2 separate regions of the Homo sapiens genome follow, and region 1 is linked to region 2. A link is a loop called in an ENCODE intact Hi-C map of the cell type or tissue named here. Cell type or tissue: Caco-2. All regions are shown on one strand. Each heading gives the region's core, and the rest is flanking DNA. Links, peaks and the distances in the headings are about the cores only.

What was found. Hi-C counts contacts between places; a loop is a spot of excess contacts. Peaks named below come from ENCODE experiments on the same cell type or tissue, not always from the same donor. Only the 100,000 strongest peaks of a DNase experiment are listed, where the experiment ranks them.
Region 1: a loop joins it to region 2, with 13 times the contacts of the local background. A loop is called at or near these places in 4 of 110 quality-filtered maps.

What each region holds. Positions count from the first base shown.
Region 1 is chr11:60,883,853-60,893,833 of GRCh38, reverse strand. PRPF19 (pre-mRNA processing factor 19) reads left to right here. Exons shown (of 16, transcript NM_014502.5): 16 at 2,571-3,287. The coding sequence ends at 2,668. Among named protein-coding and RNA genes, the nearest start is that of PRPF19, 18 kb to the left of the region's middle. In Caco-2, for the core only: a CTCF peak has its summit at 6,125 (motif pointing right); DNase peaks (open chromatin) are centred at 3,647 and 6,123.
Region 2 is chr11:60,696,793-60,706,773 of GRCh38, reverse strand. It overlaps MS4A8 (membrane spanning 4-domains A8), which reads right to left and starts at 7,162. Exons shown (of 7, transcript NM_031457.2): 1 at 6,999-7,162; 2 at 5,695-5,914; 3 at 3,274-3,396. The coding sequence starts at 5,913. LOC105369321 (a long non-coding RNA gene) reads left to right here and starts at 2,845. Exons shown (of 6, transcript XR_001748240.2): 1 at 2,845-3,035; 2 at 3,720-3,779. RefSeq lists enhancers at 5,117-5,616, 5,617-6,118. In Caco-2, for the core only: a CTCF peak has its summit at 5,333 (motif pointing left); a DNase peak (open chromatin) is centred at 5,343.

The DNA.
Region 1 (9,981 bases), core at 1,408-9,407, 190 kb before region 2:
ACAGGTGGGCACCATCACACCCGGCTAATTTTTGTATTTTTAGTAGAGACGGGGTTTCCCCATGTTGGCCAGGCTGGTCTTGAATTCCTGAACTCAAGCGATCCACCTGCCTCGGCCTCCCAAAGTGCTGGGATTACAGGCATGAACCACCATGCCTGGCCAACATAACTTTTATATGTAGTGAGAAACCAAAAAAATTTGTGTGCCTTGCCTTATTGCAATATTTGCTTTATTGGTAGCCTGGAGCTGAACCAGCGATGTCCCTGAGATATGTCTGTACATAAACCAGTAACGTACTGTACCTAATTATGTTATACTTTTTTTTTTTTTGAGATTGAGTCTTGCTCTGTCACCCAGGCTGGAGTGCAATGGCATGGTCTTGGCTCACTGCAACCTCCGCCTCCTGGGTTCAAGTGATTCTCCTGCCTCAGCCTCCCGAGTAGCTGGGACTTCAGGCGTGTGCCACCACATCTGGCTAATTTTTTTTTTTTTGTACTTGTATTTGTAGTAGAGATGAGGTTTCACTATGTTGGCCAGGCTGATCTCAAACTCCTGACCTCGTGATCTGCCCACCTCGGCCTCCCAAAGTGCTGGGATTACAGGCGTGAGCCACCGCGCCTAGCTATATTATACTTTTATACAACTGGCAGTGTAGTAGATTTGTTTATACCTGTATCCCCACAAACGTGAATAATGCATTGCATTGTGACATGATGATGGTTATGACATCACTTGGTGATAGGAATTTTTCAGCTCCACTGTAATCTTATGGGACCAGTGTTTGTGTGGTCCGTCGCTGACATGTCATTATGTGACACATGACTCTATGGCATCCTGAACTGCAGAAGGGAGTAGGGGCCTAAGGCTTCTAGGGGGTGGTGGTGACACAAGTTATGTGGGGGGATGGGGAGGAAGTGCACTACAGAGTCTCTCAGGTAATAAAAGTTGTCTCAGAGCAGACCTTAGATAAATAATGCATGACAGTCTGTGACAAAGACTGGCATCTAGTCTTCTCTCTTGTGAGACCAGTTCATTTTCCCTGGTTGAGATTCCCAGGAAGGGGATTCATGATGTTCCTTTCAGATGACCTGCCCTTAGAGAAAGAGGGGCAAGAGACAGGAGGGCAGGACATGGTCAGAGAGACCTTGGTTCAAAGCCCTCAGCGTGCCAAACCACCATACTTTGGGGTATTGTTTTCTGAGATCCAATATTACTTAACCTCTCAGAAAAGTGGGAATGGTAACTATAGACTCAGTGGGGTTGTTGAGGTTTAGATGAAAATACATACAGGTGCTCCTTGATATACGATGGAGCCACATCCTGATAAGTGCATCATAAGCTGAAAATATTGCAAGTTGAACCATGGTAAATCGGGGACCGTCTGTGAATACATAGGTCAGAACGGTGTCTGGCACGTAGTCAGGATTTGCAGTTGTTCTCACTCAGCATTGGGTCTTAGTCTGTGGTGGGATAGAGCAGTGAATAAAACAGACCCGATTTGGGCACTGATGTAATTTATAGTCAGGTTAGTAAGGCAGATGTAGATTAATTTCACATGTACACATTTAATTGCAATTATAAGTGCTAGAGAAGAAAAGCATGAGATGCTGAGAGAATGGGTAACAGGGTTTCTAACCTAACAGTTATGTGGCCCTGGGTACGTGACTTTCCCTTTCAGATCTTGAACTCCTTCATCTAGAAAATGGGAATATTGGCACAGCTTTGCAGGGTGTGACAGCTGGTGTTGTGGAGATGGCATGCTAATATGCTGGTAACAGGGTGCCTGATGCTCACTTAAGATGCTACATGAATGGGAGCTACTGCTGTGTGTGTTGATGAAATTCTCGTCCTCATTAGCAGGTTGTGAGCAGGATACAAGATATTTCTTCTTGCCCCGTATTCTCCTGAGCCCTGCTCAGTGTGTTTGTATAACAAAGGTGTCCATCCTAACAATATGGCTCACCGGTTTTCACCCTGTACTGTACCTGGTGTTTTGATTTAGAACCGAGTTAGGTAGCTGAAAATACAGCGTGAGCTTTTTAATGGGGAGTTGGTTGACTCCAGGTGTGATCCTAAATCTAGAAGGAATTTGGCCAGATGTTCATGAATTTCTGGAGTCCCATGAGGAATGTTGCCCAGCCTCATCTGCCTCTTATCTGGTCCTGCTCTGTGTTAGGGGCCTGAGTGCCCTGGGGTTGGAACACTATGAGCTAGAAAATGCTGATGGACTGTTCCACTTACGAGCAAGTAGTGAGCACTAGGCATAAACAAGCTGAGCTCTGAGGTTTTTCAACTAAACCTAGCCGAACTGCAGTTGCCCAGAAAGCTCAGGTGAGAAGGGGGGGCTGGCATTGCTTTATTCATTCATCCCACCAGTGAAAAATGCCAGGCACTGAGGGAGGCACTGGGGGTAGTGTGCAGGTCAGCCTAGGGAAAACAAACAGGAGCCTGCGGTGTGATAAATACTAATTAGAGAAGGCCTGGTTGTTTGGGAATCTGTTATTAGGGATCAGTGTTCAGACTAAAGGAGGAAAAGCCTTCTCACAGTTGCCTCTTATCTTTCTCCTCAGAGCATAGCGGCCTGACCACAGGGGTGGCCTTCGGGCATCACGCCAAGTTCATCGCTTCAACAGGCATGGACAGAAGCCTCAAGTTCTACAGCCTGTAGGCCCTGGCCCTTCTGATGGAAGCTGGGCCTCATCTCAGTAGAGGGGTAGAATTAGGGTTTGGGGGGGGGGGTGGGGGGAATCTATGGGGGGAGGGGGCTCTGTGGGGTGGGACATTCACATCATTTCACTCTGGTCTGAGTGGTGGCCTGAGAACCATGGTGGCATGGACCACCCTCATCCATGCAACTCCAGGCCCCATGGGAACGGATGTGGAAGGAAGAACTGTCACCCTCTTAAGGCCCAGGGTCGGAGCCCAGGGCCTCTCCCTTCCTGTCGTTCAATGGACGTGGTGGTGGCTGTTCCACACCCATTTTGTTGCAGTTCCTGTGAGACAGGAGAGGCTGAGCCAAGGGAACTGTGAAGGGGATGGGCAGGAGGGCTTGTGCAGGGTTTTGTAAGCAGTGATCTAGTTTCATTAAAAAAAGAAAACAATAACCATAACCACCTCCCCGTGTCTGTCTGCACCAGGAGCACCTGGGACTGGGAAGGTCAAGGGGAGGGAGCACACACTGGGACACTGGCTTCCGGGAAGCCCATCTTCCTTTCCTTTCACAGCTCTTACCCTTTTTTTTTTTTTTTAATTGCACAGCAGAAATAAAAACAAATCTGCAGATGAAATTTGCCATGTCCCTGCGGTTCTTGACCTTGTGTCTAAAGGCCTCAAGTCACTAGTCCTGCCACTTGCCTTGTAGACTTGGTTTCCTACACAAGCCTGGAAGGGAGGGAGACCTGCAGGGAAGATTAGCTGGATCTTGCTGGTGGGGAGGTCTGAGCATCTCCATCAGGGTTCTTTAGTTGTAGGCTTTCTAGCCTGTCCTCAGCTGGCATAAGTCAAAAAGGAGATTTTTTTATTGACTCTGGCGATTGAAAAGCTGTGGTAGGACTGGTTTCGGGACAAAGATCTGATAATGAATGTGCCTTATAGGGAATTCCTGTAGGGTCACGTGACTGCTTTAGATTGCAGGTCAGGAAAGGCCTCTGAAGTGGTGGTGATGAAGCTGAAGCTGGAATGAGAGGGACCTGAGAGGGGAGGAGTGTTGGCAGGCAGAGAGCAGGTTCTAGGGCTGGACTGAGCGAGATATATGGAGGAACAGGAAGGAGGTCATGGTGGCAAAGTCGGGGGAACCATGGTGTACAGTCTGGGGTGATTGACAGTCCCCTGACAAGGGCCATCCCAGTGGAAGGTCGGGGCTGGCTGCCTCCCTGGAGTGGGGTAAGAGGATATGAGGTGAGGAAGTGTGGGAGTCAGTGATTATAGACAAAAAATAGTGCTGAGAAGGGGAGCTGAGAAATGGGGTGTTACCAGGAGGGGAGCTTTGGGGGCAAAGTATGGTAGGCCATATTGTGGACATAACAGGAGACCTCCAGGCATGTTTTGCTGGGGCAGTGTTCTGTTGTCAGGGAAGCTCGGCATGCCGTATCTGCCTGGGAGGGTCAGGATGCCTACTAGCTAGGGAAAGCTGAAAAACCCCACAGTAAAGAAACCACTTAACTTATACAAGTTGAATATAAACCATTTAACTTACACCAGTGTTTATTATTAAGAAAAGACCTGGGCCAGGTGCGGTGGCTCACGCCTGTAATCTCAGCACTTCCAGAGGCCAAGGCGGGCGGATCACGAGATCAAGAGTTCGAGACCGGCCTGGCCAAGAAGGTGAAACCCCATCTCTACTAAGAATACAAAAATTAGCTGAGCATGGTGGCAGGTTCCTGTAATCCCAGCTACTCGGGAGGCTGAGACAGGAGAATTGCTTGAACCCAGGAGGTGGAGGTTGCAGTGAGCTGGGATTGTGCCACTGCACTCCAGCCTGGGGGACAGAGCAAGACTCCGTCTTGGGGAAGAAAAAAAAAAAAGACCAATCATACAGTTCTCCCAAGGCAGGACATACTTTAAAAAAAAGTTAGGACAACTGCCTAGTTAAAAGGTGGGCTAACAACAGCTATGGTTTGCAGATGGTAGAATGGGTCACTCGAGTGGGAGAGGGTTGAGGTCGAACTCCCGACCTCAGGTCATCCGCCAGCCTCAGCCTCCGAAAGTCCTGAGATTATAGGCGTGAGCCACCACGCCCAGCCACTCATTTAATTCTTAAAACAACTTTGCCCTTGGCCGGGTGTGGTGGCTCATGCCTGTAATCCCAGCACTTTGGGAGGCCGAGGTGGGTGGATTGCCTGAGGTCAGGAGATGGAGACCATCCTGGCCAACATGGTGAAACCCCATCTCTACTAAAAATACAAAAAATTAGCTGGGTGTGATGGTGCATGCCTGTAGTCCCAGCTGCTTGGGAGGCTGAGGCAGGAGAATCGCTTGAACCCGGGAGGCAGAGGTTGCGGTGAGCTGAGATTGTGCCACTGCACTCCAGCCTAGTGACAGAGCGAGACTCTGTCTCAGAAAAAAGAAAACAACCTTGCTCTTTGCTGTCCAGCAACTCAGCAGATTCTTGGTCCCTGCATAGGACTTCATACCGCTCTTCCTTTGCAGAACGGAGCAGAAGGTGGGAGCATAGTCCTGGCACTGGACTCTCTGGCTTTGAATCCCAGTTCTGGCACTTAGTTGCTGCAAGACCTTGGACAGATTATTTAACTTTTTTCTGTTTGAGTTTCTTCATCCAAAAGATGGGGATAGTGTACTTACTAGAGATATAGTAAGGATTAAGTGAATGTGACAAGTGCTTAGAATAGGAATTGCACATCATAAATGCTGCTACTATTAACTATTACCACTCTCCTGCTCCCTCTCCCTGGAGTCTGCCCTCCCCAGAGATAGACCAAGTCCTTCAGGAAGCCTCTGGAGCCCATTGCTGCCCTGCCAGGTGAGTGAGCTTTCTTGGAGCCCATGGTTCATGCCTTTAGCATAGCTCTGTGTTACCTTGAAGGTGTTTGCGCATTTGTCTTTCCCACTTAGAATCTTAAGAGCAGAACCAGGTATCCGTTGCTATCATTCATCTCTTCAGCTCATGTCACACTGCTGCCAAGTGGCAGATTGAGAGATTCAACCTTGGGGCTCAGTCCAATGCCCAGGCAACGTCTGTCTCTTTCTTTGATAAGTAAACACAGAGGGCTTGACAGAATGTTAGTTATATCAGCCAAAATGAATGAAGAGCTATCACCTCCTGCCACAGCTCACCAGATGTTGGCCCAGCTGCCTTGTAGGTGAACCTTCTGGAAGTAGATCTTGGTTGGGGGTTGGTGGATTCTAAAGGACTCACCTCTGTTGTCTAGCTAGTGAGTTTTGTATTTAGGACCCAGCAGCAGTCAGTAGTCCCAGGTGTCCATAGGGAAATTGTTCGGTGATATTATCAGTGATTACTGCATCTTTTGTGCACTTGGGCCTTTGGTGATCAAACCCTGCTTAGCCTCCGCTATTGAAAGTGAGGAAGCATCTATATTGTTCCTGAGCTTGGAGCACTAACCAAGGAGGTCACCTGGGGGCAGTGTAGTCACAGCAGTCTCCCCAGTAACGTTGGTACTGTGATGGAGCTCCTCACAGTACCACAGAATGACCCTGCCAGACAGGTGGTGGTGTCCCCAGTCTATAGATGAGAAGACAAGCTCAGAGAAGTGCCTTGTTTAGGCCACCCAGTAAATAACGCAGCTAGGGTTTTTAAGCCGTGTGGCTTCAGAGACCAAGCTGATTAAGATAGGCATGGGCAGCTAATGACCCACTGCTCAGCTTTGCAGGAGGTAGTATCATAGTTAAATGCAGGCTCTGGAGCCAGCAGCCCAGGTTTGAATCCCAGCTCTGCACCTTTCTGTGATGTGCATCTTTATGTCTCAGTTTCTTCATCTGAAAAGTCAGTTCCTGGTGCCTACTTCGTAGGGCTCTTGAGAATTTTTATTTTTAGTTTTATTTATTTATTTTTTTAAATAGCATTTCTAATAGAATCTAAACATTGATTGGTCTGACAGGTCTTCTGTGTGGCATTTTTTTGTGTGTTAAATTTCTTAGTGTTTTTTTAAATTATTATACTTTAACTTCTAGGGTACATGTGCACAACATGCAGGTTTGTTACATATGTATGCATGTGCCATGTTGGTGTGTTAACTCGTTAACTCGTCATTTACATTAGGTATATCTCCTCATGCTATGCCTCCCACCTCCGCCCACCCCAGGACAGGCCCTGGTGTGTGATGTTCCCCACCCTGTGTCTAAGTGTTCTCATTGTTCAATTCCTACCTGTGAGTGAGAACATGCGGTGTTTGGTTTTCTGTCCATGCGATAGTTTGCTCAGAATGATGGTTTCCAGCTTCATCCATGTCCCTATAAAGGACATGAACTCATTCTTTTTTATGGCTGTGTAGTATTCCATGGTGTATATGTGCCACATTTTCTTAATCCAGTCTATCACTGATGGACATTTGGGTTGGTTCCAAGTCTTTGCTATTGTGAATAGTGCCACAATAAACATATGTGTGCATGTGTCTTTATAGAAGCATGATTTATAATACTTTGGGTATATACCCAGTAATGGGATGGCTGGGTCAAATGGGATTTCTAGCTCTAGATCCTTGAGGAATCGCCACACTGTCTTCCACAATGGTTGAACTAGTTTACAGTCCCACCAACAGTGTAAAAGTGTTCCTATTTCTCCACATCCTCTCCAGCACCTGTTGTTTCCTGACTTCTTAATGATCGCCATTCTAACCGGTGTGAGATGGTATCTCACTGTGGTTTTGATTTTCATTTCTCCGATGGCCAGTGATGAGCATTTTTTCATGTCTGTTGGCTGCATAAATATCTTCTTTTGAGAAGTGTCTGTTCATATCCTTTGCCCACTTTCTGATGGGGTCGTTTGATTTTTTTCTTATAAATTTGTTTAAGTTCTTTGTAGATTCTGAATATTAGCCCTTTGTCAGATGGGTAGATTGTAAAAATTTTCTCCCATTTTGTAGGTTGCCTGTTCACTCTGATGGTAGTTTCTGTTGCTGTGCTGAAGCTCTTTAGTTTATTTAGATCCCATTTGTCAATTTTGGCTTTTGTTGCCATTGCTTTTGGTGTTTTAGTCATGAAGTCCTTGCCCATGCCTAGGTCCTGAATGGTATTGCCTAGGTTTTCTTCTAGGGTTTTTATGGTTTTAGGTCTAACATTTAAGTCTTTAATCCATCTTGAATTAATTTTTGTGTAAGGTTTAAGGAAGGGATCCAGTTTCAGCTTTCTACATATGGCTAGCTAGTTTTCCCAGCACCATTTATTAAATAGGGAATCCTTTCCCCATTTCTTGTTTTTATCAGGTTTGTCAAAGATCAGATGGTTGTAGATGTGTGGTATTATTTCTGAGGGCTCTGTTCTGTTCCATTGGTCCATATCTCTGTTTTGGTACCAGTACCATGCTGTTTTGGTTACTGTAGCCTTGTAGTGTAGTTTGAAGTCAGGTAGCATGATGCCTCCAGCTTTGTTCTTTTGGCTTAGGATTGTCTTGGCAACGTGGGCTCTTTTTTGGTTCCATATGAACTTTAAAGTAGTTTTTTCCAATTCTGTGAAGAAAGTCATTGGTAGCTTGATGGGGATTGCATTGAATCTATAAATTACCTTGGGCAGTATGGCCATTTTCATGATATTGATTCTTCCTATCCATGAGCATAGAATGTTCTTCCATTTGTTTGTGTCCTCTTTTATTTTGTTGAGCAGTGGTTTGTAGTTCTTGAAGAGGTCCTTCACATCCCTTGTAAGTTGGATTCCTAGGTATTCTATTCCCTTTGAAGCAATTCTGAATGGGAGTTCACTCATGATTTGGCCTGTTATTGGTATATAGGAATGCTTGTGATTTTTGCACATTGATTTTGTATCCTGAGACTTTGCTGAAGTTGCTTATCAGCTTAAGGAGATTTTGGGTGGAGACGATGGGGTTTTCTAAATATACAATCATGTCATCTGCAAACAGGGACAATTTGACTTCCTCTTTTCCTAATTGAATACGCTTTATTTCTTTCTCTTGCCTGATTGTCCTGGCCAGAACTTCCAACACTGTGTTGAATAGGAGTGGTAAGAGAGGGCATCCCTGTCTTGTGCCAGTTTTCAAAGGGAATGCTTCCAGTTTTTGCCCATTCGGTATGATATTGGCTGTGGGTTTGTCATAAATAACTCTGATTATTTTGAGATACATCCCATCAATACCTAGTCTAGGGCTGGGCGCGGTGGCTTACGCCTGTAATCCCAGCACTTTGGGAGGCTGAGGCAGGCGGATCACAAGGTTAGGACATCGAGACCATCCTGGCTAACACAGTGAAACCCCATCTCTACTAAAAATACAAAAAATTAGCCGGGCGTGGTGGCGGGCGCCTGTAGTCCCAGCTACTCAGGAGGCTGAGGCAGGAGAATGGTGTGAACCCGGGAGGCAGAGCTTGCAGTGAGCAGAAATCGTGCCACTGCACTCCAGCCTGGGCGACAGAGCAAGACTCCTTCTCAAAAAAACAAAATGAAACAAAACAAAAGAAATACCTAGTCTATTGAAAGTTTTTAGCATGAAGGGCTGTTGAATTTTGTCGAAGGCCTTTTCTGCATCTATTGAGATTATCATGTGGTTTTTGTCATTGGTTCTGTTTATGTGATGGATTATGTTTATTGATTTGCGTATGTTGAACCAGCCTTGCATCCCAGTGATGAAGCCAACTTGATTGTGGTGGATAAGCTTTTTGATGTGCTGCTGGATTCAGTTTGCCAGTATTTTATTGAGGATTTTTGCATCGATGTTCATTTGGGGATATTGGTCTAAAATTCTCCTTTTTTGTTGTATTTCTGCCAGGCTTTGGTATCAGGATGACGCTGGCCTCATAAAATGAGTTAGGGAGGAGTCCCTCTTTTTCTATTGATTGGAATAGTTTCAGAAGGAATGGTACCAGCTCCTCTTTGTACCTCTGGTAGAATTTGGCTGTGAATCCGTCTGGTCTGGACTTTTTCTGGATGGTAGGCTATTGTTGCCTCAATTTCAGAGCCTATTGTTGGTCTATTCAGGGATTCAACTTCTTCCTGGTTTAGTCTTGGGAGGGTGTATGTGTTGAGGAGTTTATCCATTTCTTCTAGATTTTCTAGTTTATTTGCATGGAGGTGTTTATAGTGTTCTCTGATGGTAGTTTGTATTTCTGTGGGATCGGTGTTGATATCCCATTTATCATTTTTTATTGCATCTATTTGATTCTTCTATCTTTTCTTCTTTATTAGTCTTGCTAGCAGTCTATCAATTTTGTTGATCTTTTCAAAAAATCAGCTCCTGGATTCATTGATTTTTTGAAGGGTTTTTCGTGTTTCTATCTCCTTCAGTTCTGCTCTGATCTTAGTTATTTCTTGCCTTCTGCTAGCTTTTGAATGTGTTTGCTC
Region 2 (9,981 bases), core at 1,061-9,060:
TGGCTAGAAACTCTTGACCTTGGGTAAGTTATTAACTTCTCTAAGTCTTTATTTCCTCATCTACAAAATGGAAAAATTTATAGCTCTTCCCAAGTGTCATTGTCATGAGACAACTTATGCCCTACATCTGGCATTTAGTATATCTTTACACTTAGTAGATGCTCAAATGTTGGATTATTTCCTTGTATTTTATTTTCCCACAAGTACACCCTATTGTTTTCCAATCTTTATATCAAGATTCAGTTAGGTTTGGGGGCTCTGGAGGGGAGAAGGAAGGGGTTACCAGCGTCTTCTCTGCTGCTTTTAGATAGAAGCCTGACATCAATCCTTGCCTGCCTGCATATCTGGACAAATAACTTTTAGTTACTCAGATAAACATTGTGTCGCTATGATGCTGAACATCAAATACGAGGATGATGATGTCAATTGCGTGCATTTCATCCAACATGGTATTCCGCAGGCACTGTGGCTGATGGGATTGCCTGCCATCATTTGCCCAGTGGGCTAGCAAGAGTGGTATGAGAGGGCATGAGCTATATTTAATAGGAGCTACCATTTGTGGGGCACTATAGAAAATGCTTTTTTAGAAAAGGCTTCATTGACATATAATTCATGTATCATATAATTCACCCATTTAAAGTATATTATGCAATTATTTTTAGTATATTTATAAAGTTGTGCAATCATCACTACAATGTAAGTTAGAACATTTGCAACGGCCCCAAAAGAAGCCACGTACCGACTAGCAACCCATCACCGCCCTCCCCCCAACAGATGAAGTACTTGTTCAACCTCGCCTCATTTAACCACATGGTGGCCCATCAAGCAGTATTACTCTTGCCATTTTATCAATGAGGAGACTGAGGCTTAGAGATTTTGAACAACTCACACAACATCATCCAGCGGAGTTTTCATTGTAAATAAGTGTTTCCACTCTATGGCACATGCATTTGAGAATCAAATCCAGACAGCTTGATTTCAGACTCCATGTTCCTAACCCTCACTCCATACTCCCTCCCACCCACGGCAGATGCATGTGCCATAGAGTGGACATAGTTATTTACAGTGAAAACTTATTCCAGCTGTTTCTGCCTTCCAAGGCCAAGGCCATATTCTCCTATGAGTGGAAAAACAAATCTCAGGCTCACACCCTTCTGTTTATAGAGATTTGATGGGGAGGAAGGGCTGGACTTTTGGTATCCCTCTCAGTCCTTCTGAGGTGCCAGAGGAGATGAGCCTTTGTTTCAGAAGAGGATATTGATGATCTTTGGGAAATAGAAAGACAGTCCTGGGATCAAGAAGGCAGCAAAGAGCACAACTGCCCTGCAGAGCAAAAGGAGGAAGGTCATGAGGGCTGAAGGGACTCAGCAGCCTGGTGGGAGGAGGCGTGGTCAGTGAGGCATTTGAGATGCCAGGACAACTGCCTGCTGCTCACTGGCACTTGGTGGAATCCAGTGCTCCGTGGTAGGCATTGTGTGCTCAATGGTAGGCCTGGGTGGCCGTGATGCTAGCCCTCTCCATAGCCCCACATTCCACGAAGGTCAGAGATACAGGAACAGGTATCTTGTGAGTGGTTGTGGGAGGGAAAGGGGCTGAGTTCTGAGTTTGGGTGTGTGCAGAGCCTCGCTAGAGGAGCCCTGTTCATTTGCAGAACTTGTGTGGCTGTCGGGGATGGAGATAGCTCTAGGCTATTTTATTTAACTCTTATAAGGTAGAGGGACTTGGGCTGGCACCTAGGTTACTCTGGAGTTGTGCCATTTATGAGGAAAGTTGCATTAGTGTCACATGTAGGTGTGTGAGTCAGGAGGAAGACTGTAACAGAAGGGAGAGAAAGGAGAAAGGAAGGTGGAGAGGGGAGGAGAAGGAGAGAGAGAGAGAGTGTGTGTGTGTATGTGTGTGTGTGTGTATGTGTGTTTGTTTGTATGTGTGTGTGTGTATGTGTGTGTGTGTGTGTGTGTGTGGGCAGGGGGACACTGCAAAGGAACCATAAAGGTAATAAACTGATGTGGAAGAAGGACTGTAGTTCTTAACACTTTATGGAGTCACGGATCACTCTGATAATCTGATGAAAGCTATGGACCCTTCCAGAAAAATAATACACATTTAGCATATTAGGTATTTTGCCAAAATGGAGCCCCCAAAGCCCATCTGCAGATCTAGATTGAGTCCCCAGTGCTCAAGCACTCAAACCCTTGCTGTTCTACAGCTGGGAAGCCACTCTTCACCTTTGCTGAGTGTTTTTCTCCTGGAGCTCAGGCTTGTGGGCCTATGTCCAACAATGCCAGGGGCTATTCCCAGTGTATTTTTTACATGTGGATGTTTTCTTTGTGAATTAAGAAAACACATCCCTTTTGGCCGGGTGTGGTGGCTCACACCTGTAATCCCAGCACTTTGGGAGGCTGAGGCAAGTGGATCACCTGAGGTCAGGAGTTTGAGACCAGCCTGGCCAACGTGGTGAAATCTTGTCACTACTAAAAATACAAAAATTAGCCGGGCGTGGTGGTGCGCGTCTGTAATCCCAGCTACTAGGGAGGCTGAGGCAGGAGAATTGCTTGAATCCGGGAGGGGGAGGTTGCGGTGAGCCGAGATTGCACCACTGCGCTCCAGCTTGGGCGACAGAGTGAGACTCCATCTCAAAAAAAAAAAAAAAAAAAAAAGTAAAAAGAAAATACATCCCTTTTGAGGGGATGTCACCTTGCGGGGTTGTAGCTTGATATTATGGGCTGAATTGTGTCCACACCCTCTATCCCCCACCAAATTTCGTAGATTGAAGCCCTAATCTGTAGTGCTCCAGAATCTGACTGTGTTTGGAGATAGGGTTGTTAAAACCGTCATTCAGGTTAAATGAGGTCATCAGGGGGGACCCTAATCCAAAATGACTGGTGTCCTCATAGGAAGAGGAGACTAGGGCACAGGCATGGAGGAAGGCCGTGGAAAGGCTCAGGGAGAAGACGACCTTCTGCAAGCCAAGGAGAGAGACCTTAGGGGAAAACATCTGCTAACATCTCCATCGCAGACTTTCAGCCGCCAGAACTGTGAGATAACAAATTTCTGTTGTTTAAGCCATCCAACCTGTGGTGCTATACTCTGTTGGGCCGGCCCTACCAAACTAATATGCTTGCGGAACGAGGCCAGGGCTGGCTGGTTTCCTATCCCCCACATTTGGGTGGCTGGGAACCTTCTGCAGGGCACAGCTGCACAACTTGGCAAGGTGGCCTTGAGTGCCTTGGCACCTTCTGGGAGCTCATCGGCAGGAGGACTTGAGTTACTCACCCACAAGCCTCCCCAGAAGGGAAAGCCTCCGTAGAATGAAATAGACAGGTATTCCCCTACGAGAACCGTCGCCATGATGGAGCCGAGGCCGATGTGAGCCAGGCCAATGATGATCTGGATGGCCTGTCAGGAGAGCCACAAGCTGAAGTCTTGTTTCTGAGGCTGGGTCCTGCCTCCCCTATGAGCCTCCTTTTAATTTTAATAAATGTTTTATTTTCATGGTCTAAAAAGTAATATGGGAAATACAAAAATGAAATAAAAACTACCTGTAATCTCCCCTCCGCCTGGAGAAAACAACTGTTTACATTTTGGTGTATTCTCCCATTATTCTTTTCAAATATATACCTTGATAGCACAACATGGCCCCCTGAATTTTATTAACTTAATATTTCATCATGAATGTGTCCTCATGGCATTAAGTATTCTTGGAACATATGTTTTTTCAGGGCTGCTCAGATCCCATTATGGATGGTCTGTGGAGTAGTTGAGACAGAGTTATTGGACAGGTAAGATTATTTCTACTTTTTTCTATTATATGTAACATTGTGATAAACATCCTTCTATGTAAATCTTTGCCTTCATCTCTTATTTCTTTAGGATATTGTTATGTGTTAAATTATGCTCCCCTCCCCCAACCCTCCTCCAAATTCATGTGTTGAAATTCTAATGCTGAGTGCCTCAGAATGTGACTCTATTTGAAAACAGAGTTGTTGCAGATATAATCAGCCAAGATGAGGTCACACTGGAGTAGAGTGGGTCTCCAATCCAATATGATTGGTGTCCTTATAAAAAATGCCATGTGGGCCAGGCACAGTGGCTCACACCTGTAATCTCAGCACTTTGGGAAGCTGAGACGGGCGGATCACAGGTCAGGAGTTCAAGACCAGCCTGGCCAACATGGTGAAACCCTGTCTCTACAAAAATACAAAAACTAGCTCGGCATGATGGTGGGTGCCTGTAATCCCAGCTACTTGGGAGGCTGAGGCGGGAGAATCGCTTAAACCCAGGAGGCAGAGGTTGCAGTGAGCCAAGACTGCGCCACTGCGCTCCAGCCTGGGTGACAGAGTGAGACTCTGTCTCAAAAAAACAAAGTTTTCAACTTTATTATGGTGTGAAAGTGACATGAATTCAGTAGAAACCGTATTTGGAGTACCCATACAATCATTCTGCTTTTCATTTTCAGTCCAGTGTTCAGTAAACTACATTAGATATTCAAGAACACTATTAAATAGGCTTTGTGTTAGATGATTTTGCCCAGCTGTAAGCTAACCTAAGTGTTCTGAACTTGTTTAAGGTAGGCGAGGCTAAGCTATGATGTTTGGTAGGCTACATGTATTAAATGTATTTTTTACTTATGATATTTTTAATTTACGATGGGTACACTGGGACATAATCCCATTGTAAATGAAAGAACATCTGTGTATGTTTGTATATTACACACGTGGTAGCAAATACAAATATATTACTTCCTTAAATTCACATAAATGTAAGCAAATTATACACAGTGTCTGCCCCTTACTTTCTTCCATTAACTCCATATCTTGGGGTGTGTCCCTATCATTACACAAAGAGCTTTCTTGTTCTTTTCATAGCTCCACTACATTTTATTCTTTGGATGCACTGACTTAACCAGTATATTACACTGACTTAACCAATATACTGACTTAACCGGTATTATATTGATGGATATTACAATATTTTTGTTATCACAAACCACGCTGCAATGAATAAGCTCATACATATCACAGTTTTTGTGGGCACAGGCATATCTGGAGGATGAAGTTCCAGCAATGGAATTATTGGATATTTTGTAAATTTGGCAGATACAAATTTCCCTCCCTAAGGGTTGTATCAATTTTTGTTCCCATGAGCACTATCTGAGGGTGGAGCTAGGGTTGGAGCTCGGGCAGTCTGCATCCAAATTCATGCCCATCATTCAGCTACACAGTGAAATGGGCCTTTCTTTGTCCAGCGCAGGACAGCCTCTCAGGGGTTGCGGTGACCATTTATGTTGTTGGTTGCCTAACCTGCTTTGTTTCCTGTTGGGCAAATATTTGATTCGATCTTATTGGATTCTGACTCCACCTTGTGGTCTATTTTGGTCTTGCTGGGACCCCTTTCTTCAGAGGCCACAGGGCTGGGCGTGGATCCTGGCAACAGGATCAACCTTCAAGCGTGCTGCTTTTTTGTTGCTTTTCTTTCTCTTTCCGAAAATGCCTAAATCAGAAAATACAAGGTCTGAGCAGAGGCCGCCTGTGATGTTGTGCAGCTGAGCTTTCTAATAGACCTGTGCTTGGCAAGGCGCGATCAACTCAGCCCCACTTGCGGGATGTAGTGTTTGTGTATTTCCCAGGCCTTCCCTTCCCCCTGCCATCACTCCAGCTGTGCAGTCTGTGGCCTGCAAAGGGAAATCTCACTTACCCCCAAGGTTTTGCCTTCTTTCAGAGCTTTCTGCACAGGCTGCCCATTCACATTCGACACCAAACTAGGTGGGTTCCCAGGAACTAGGTGGACTTGCGGCTGGCTGTTTGGATACAGGGGCACGTGAGACATAATTCCTGGGGTCACAGGATAACCATTGTGGGGTGCCACCACCAACACAGAATTGGCCACCGGAACTGCTGAAGTCATCGAATTCATGCTGCCAAGAAATAAATGCGAGAGAATTTTCCCTCACATATGGACTTGTCCTTTAAAAAGGACTTTTGCTTCTTCTAGCTCATTGGAGCATCTTAACCCTCTACAAGTTTATGAATCCCATGTTACAAATAATAGATATCAGTTATAGGGCACTTAAGAGGTGCTTTACAAATACATTTCCTTTCATCCTCTCACCCGCCCAGTTTTACAGATGAGAAAACTAAGACTCAAAGAGGCTAAAGGCTACCAGAGGGCAAGGGGTCCATCTTTTCCATCTTTGTGTCTCTCATAGTGTTTATTTTTTAATTTTTTTTTGAGACAGAGTCTGGCTCTGTCACCCAGGCTGGAGTGCAGTGGTACGATCTTGGCTCACTGCAACCTCCGCCTCCCAGGTTCAAGCAATTCTCCTGCCTCAGCCTCCTGAGTATCTGGGATTACAGGCCCCCGCCACCACACCCAGCTAATTTTTGTATTTTTAGTAGAGATGGGGTTTCCCCCTGTTGGCCAGGCTGGTCTCGAACTCCTGACCTCAGGCGATCCGCTTGCCTCGGCCTCCCAAAGTGCTGGGATTACAGATGTGAACCACCGCACCCGGCCTCTCATAGTGTTTAGAGTGCTGCTTTGCATATGTTAGTACTGGCTGAAAGCAAAAGTTCAGAACTAGAAAATCTCTTGGACAACATTGAGTTCAATTCTCTCATTTTCTGGAAAAGGAAACAGGGTGAGAGAGTGGACAAGAATCCTCCAAGGTCCCAGGTATGTCAATATTAGTTAAATGGAGATTATCCTTCTCAAGGGAAGCCCCATTGCCAAGGCAGTGTCTGTTCATTGGGTGGCTTCCACTGCTCAATTTTCTAGGCTACTTATACATTCTAATGTGGTTTTAAAAATTCTTTTTCTTTTTGTTTCTCCCATCCCCCTCCATGTCCTATCTTTCTCTTTCTTTCTCTTGGAGCAGACTCAATAAAGCTAGTACAATACACTCTGTCTATCCCTCATCCACACTGGTTCGCCGTAAGTCTCACTTGGTAGAAAAACCTTATCACCAACTCCCAGTTACCAACCACCAGATTAAGCAGACTCACCTTGCTCTGCCAGCAGCCACGTATCTCTTGATCCTATTCCTTTTCTTTGCTGTGGGGACCTTGTTTTTTTTCCTGAGAGAATGAATGTACTGGGGCCAGTTGGGTGGTAGGGTTAGAAGGATCCGAAGTCCTCTATTTCCTGGATGCAGGCCAGGTTACATGCTGCTTAGAGCTCAGTTTCATTCGTATTTATTTCCTGTTTTGGTTAATGAGCCAGTTAAATATGGTTTGATTTGACAAGAGTCTATGGTATAATCTCCATGGAGAAGAAAGGGTTGGGCTGGTTGCTCTGGGAGACACAGAAATGAACTGGGCACCCAGGGTGTGCTGTATTTAGCTGTAACATGAGACAGGATGAAATAAACACCACAGAAGAGAGATAAATGTCCCCACAGGAGAACAGAGGAGAAAATGATTTGTTGGACTTGAAGAGATTAGGGAAGACTTCAAACAGAAGGTGGCATATGAAATCAATAAACTGCAGTCCAGAAAGGGATAGAATCACAGCGAGTGAAATGAGACTTGTAATCAACTTAGATCTATTTTCATCCAAGTCAGAGCCAATAGAAAATCAGAAGCCATCCATGGGAGGGCATTCCACATATCTATGACATACATCGTGTGAATTGCACAGTACAAAAACAGCTGCATGTAATAGTCCATGACAGATTTACCGTTGAAGAAGGTGAACAATGAAGAACAAATGAAGTTGATGGGATGGCTAGAACATTGTAAGATGGTCAAAACAAAAAGAACACCGTTGAGGGTATGGAAAGGGAAAAGTCTTGGGGAAGAGAAGGTAGAGATATGTTGGGAATGGCTCACAGTGAAGGACATTGAATGTAAAAAAGATGAAAAGGTAGCTGGAGTCAGACTTCACTTTTTTGTTGTTGTTTGTATTTTTTAGAGACAGGGTCTTGCTCAGGCTGGAGTGCAGTGATAGTTCACTGCAGCCTCAAACTCCCAGGCTCAAGCAATCCACCTGCCTCAGCCTCCTGAATAGCTGGGACTGCAGGCACGCACTACTGTGGCCAGCTAAATCTTAAAATTTTTTGTAGAGACAGGATTTCACTATGCTGCCCAGGCTGGTCTTCAATTCCTGGCCTCAAATGATTCTCCTGCCTCGGCCTCCCAAAGTGCAGGGATTACAGGAGTGAGCCACCATGCCTAACCCAAATTTTACTTCTTTACCCATTTTTTCTATCAGATTCCTGGACCTTTGTCCCTTAATTTTTAAAGAGTTCTTTACATACTAGGGATTTTAGGTCTTTGTCTTTGGTATATTCTCCAATTTTGACAGTGTCTTTTGATTTTGTTTAGGGTGGTTTTCTGTCAAGAAAAATTTTAAAAATTTTTGTAGTAAAATTTATCAGTCTTATCTTTTATTACCTATGCATTTGAGTCATTGTTTGAAAGCCTTTCCTAACACTAAGATTAAACAGGAATTTAGCTGTGTTTTCTTCTAATACTTGTATTGTTTTACTTTTTACATTTTGATTCTTAATACATGTAAAATGTATTTTTTTGTGAATGCTATGAGATGTGGGTCTAATTTTAAATTTTTCCAAAAGTCTACCTGGCTGCCCCAGGGCAATTTATTAAATAGCTCATCTTCTCTTCAGCGGCATTTGAAATGCCACCTTTGTCACAGCCTAAATTTCTATATGCATTTGGTTCTAATTCTGGTCTTTCTTTTACTTTCTATTGGTCTATTTGTCTATTCATGTGTTATTTCAACAATGTTTTAATTATAGAGGCTTTCCAGTGTACTTCAATGTCCTGTAGGGTTAGTCTCCTGTGTAATTTTTCCTTTTTCATTATATTTTATGGCTATTCTTGCATGTTTGTTTTTCCAAATGAACTTTAGCATTTGTCTAACTCTATAAAGTAACTCAATAGCTTTTTGTAAAGACGAATAACATGAACCAAACTGTATTGACAGAAATAATAAGAGGCATCTGAATGAGGACATATAGGTGGCTAAGCCCTAGTGCACGTGGGACATTCAGGACCAGGTTTAACCAGATATTGTAGAAGATGAAATTTGTCACCTTTTAATTGAGTTTATAGAAGTGGTGCCAACTTTCTAGAAGGGACCGGAGACATACAAGGGAGATTATTATTGTCCAAACCTACTTCAGCAAATGCTGTTGATGCAGCATCTATATCCCCTTGATCCACTCTGGAGGTCTTGAGACAGGGTCTTGCTCAAGCTAGAGTACAGTAACGTGATCATAGCTCACTGCAGCCTCAAACTCTGAGCAAACTCTGCAGCAAATGCTGTATTGATGCTGCATCTTCAGCCAGTCTCCACATCTATGGACAACTCCTTTCTTTTCCGAGGATGCATAGGTATGGGGCAGGCCATAGGTGCTGGGAAGTTAATCCCACAAGAATTTTTCCTATCCAGTGTAACGTGCATATGCTGGATAACTACCCTAGCTTCTCTGTCCCCTAAGAGAAATAATTTTGAAGTGTGTTTCAACTGTCTCTTAGAGAGTCTCCAACAGGATTAAGCACCAGTTCCCTATAACAGAACTCATTCATTAATACATAGTCTATTGACTTTCTTCCTTTTTTTGGTATCACTTTTCCATTTTTTTTCACAGTGAGTCTTGGGTCACTTCCCAAGTAAGCACCCAAATCCTTATGTCAGAGCCTTTTGTATTGCTGTGGTATCAATTGTAATGTCTTCATTTTCAATTCTGATTGTGTTTATTTGAATCTTCTCTCCCTTTTATTAGTCTAGCTAGTGGTTTATCAATTTTATCTTTTCAAGGAACAAACTTTTCATTTCGTTGATCCTTTTTATTCTTTTTTCATTTCTGATTTATTTAGTCCTGCCTTGATCTTTTTTTTTTTCTTCTGCCAATTTCGGGTTTGATTTCTCCTTGTTTCTCTACATCCTTGAGATACAATATTAAGCTGTTAATTTGTCATCTTTCTGCTTTTTTTGATGTAGGCATTTAATGCTATAAATTTC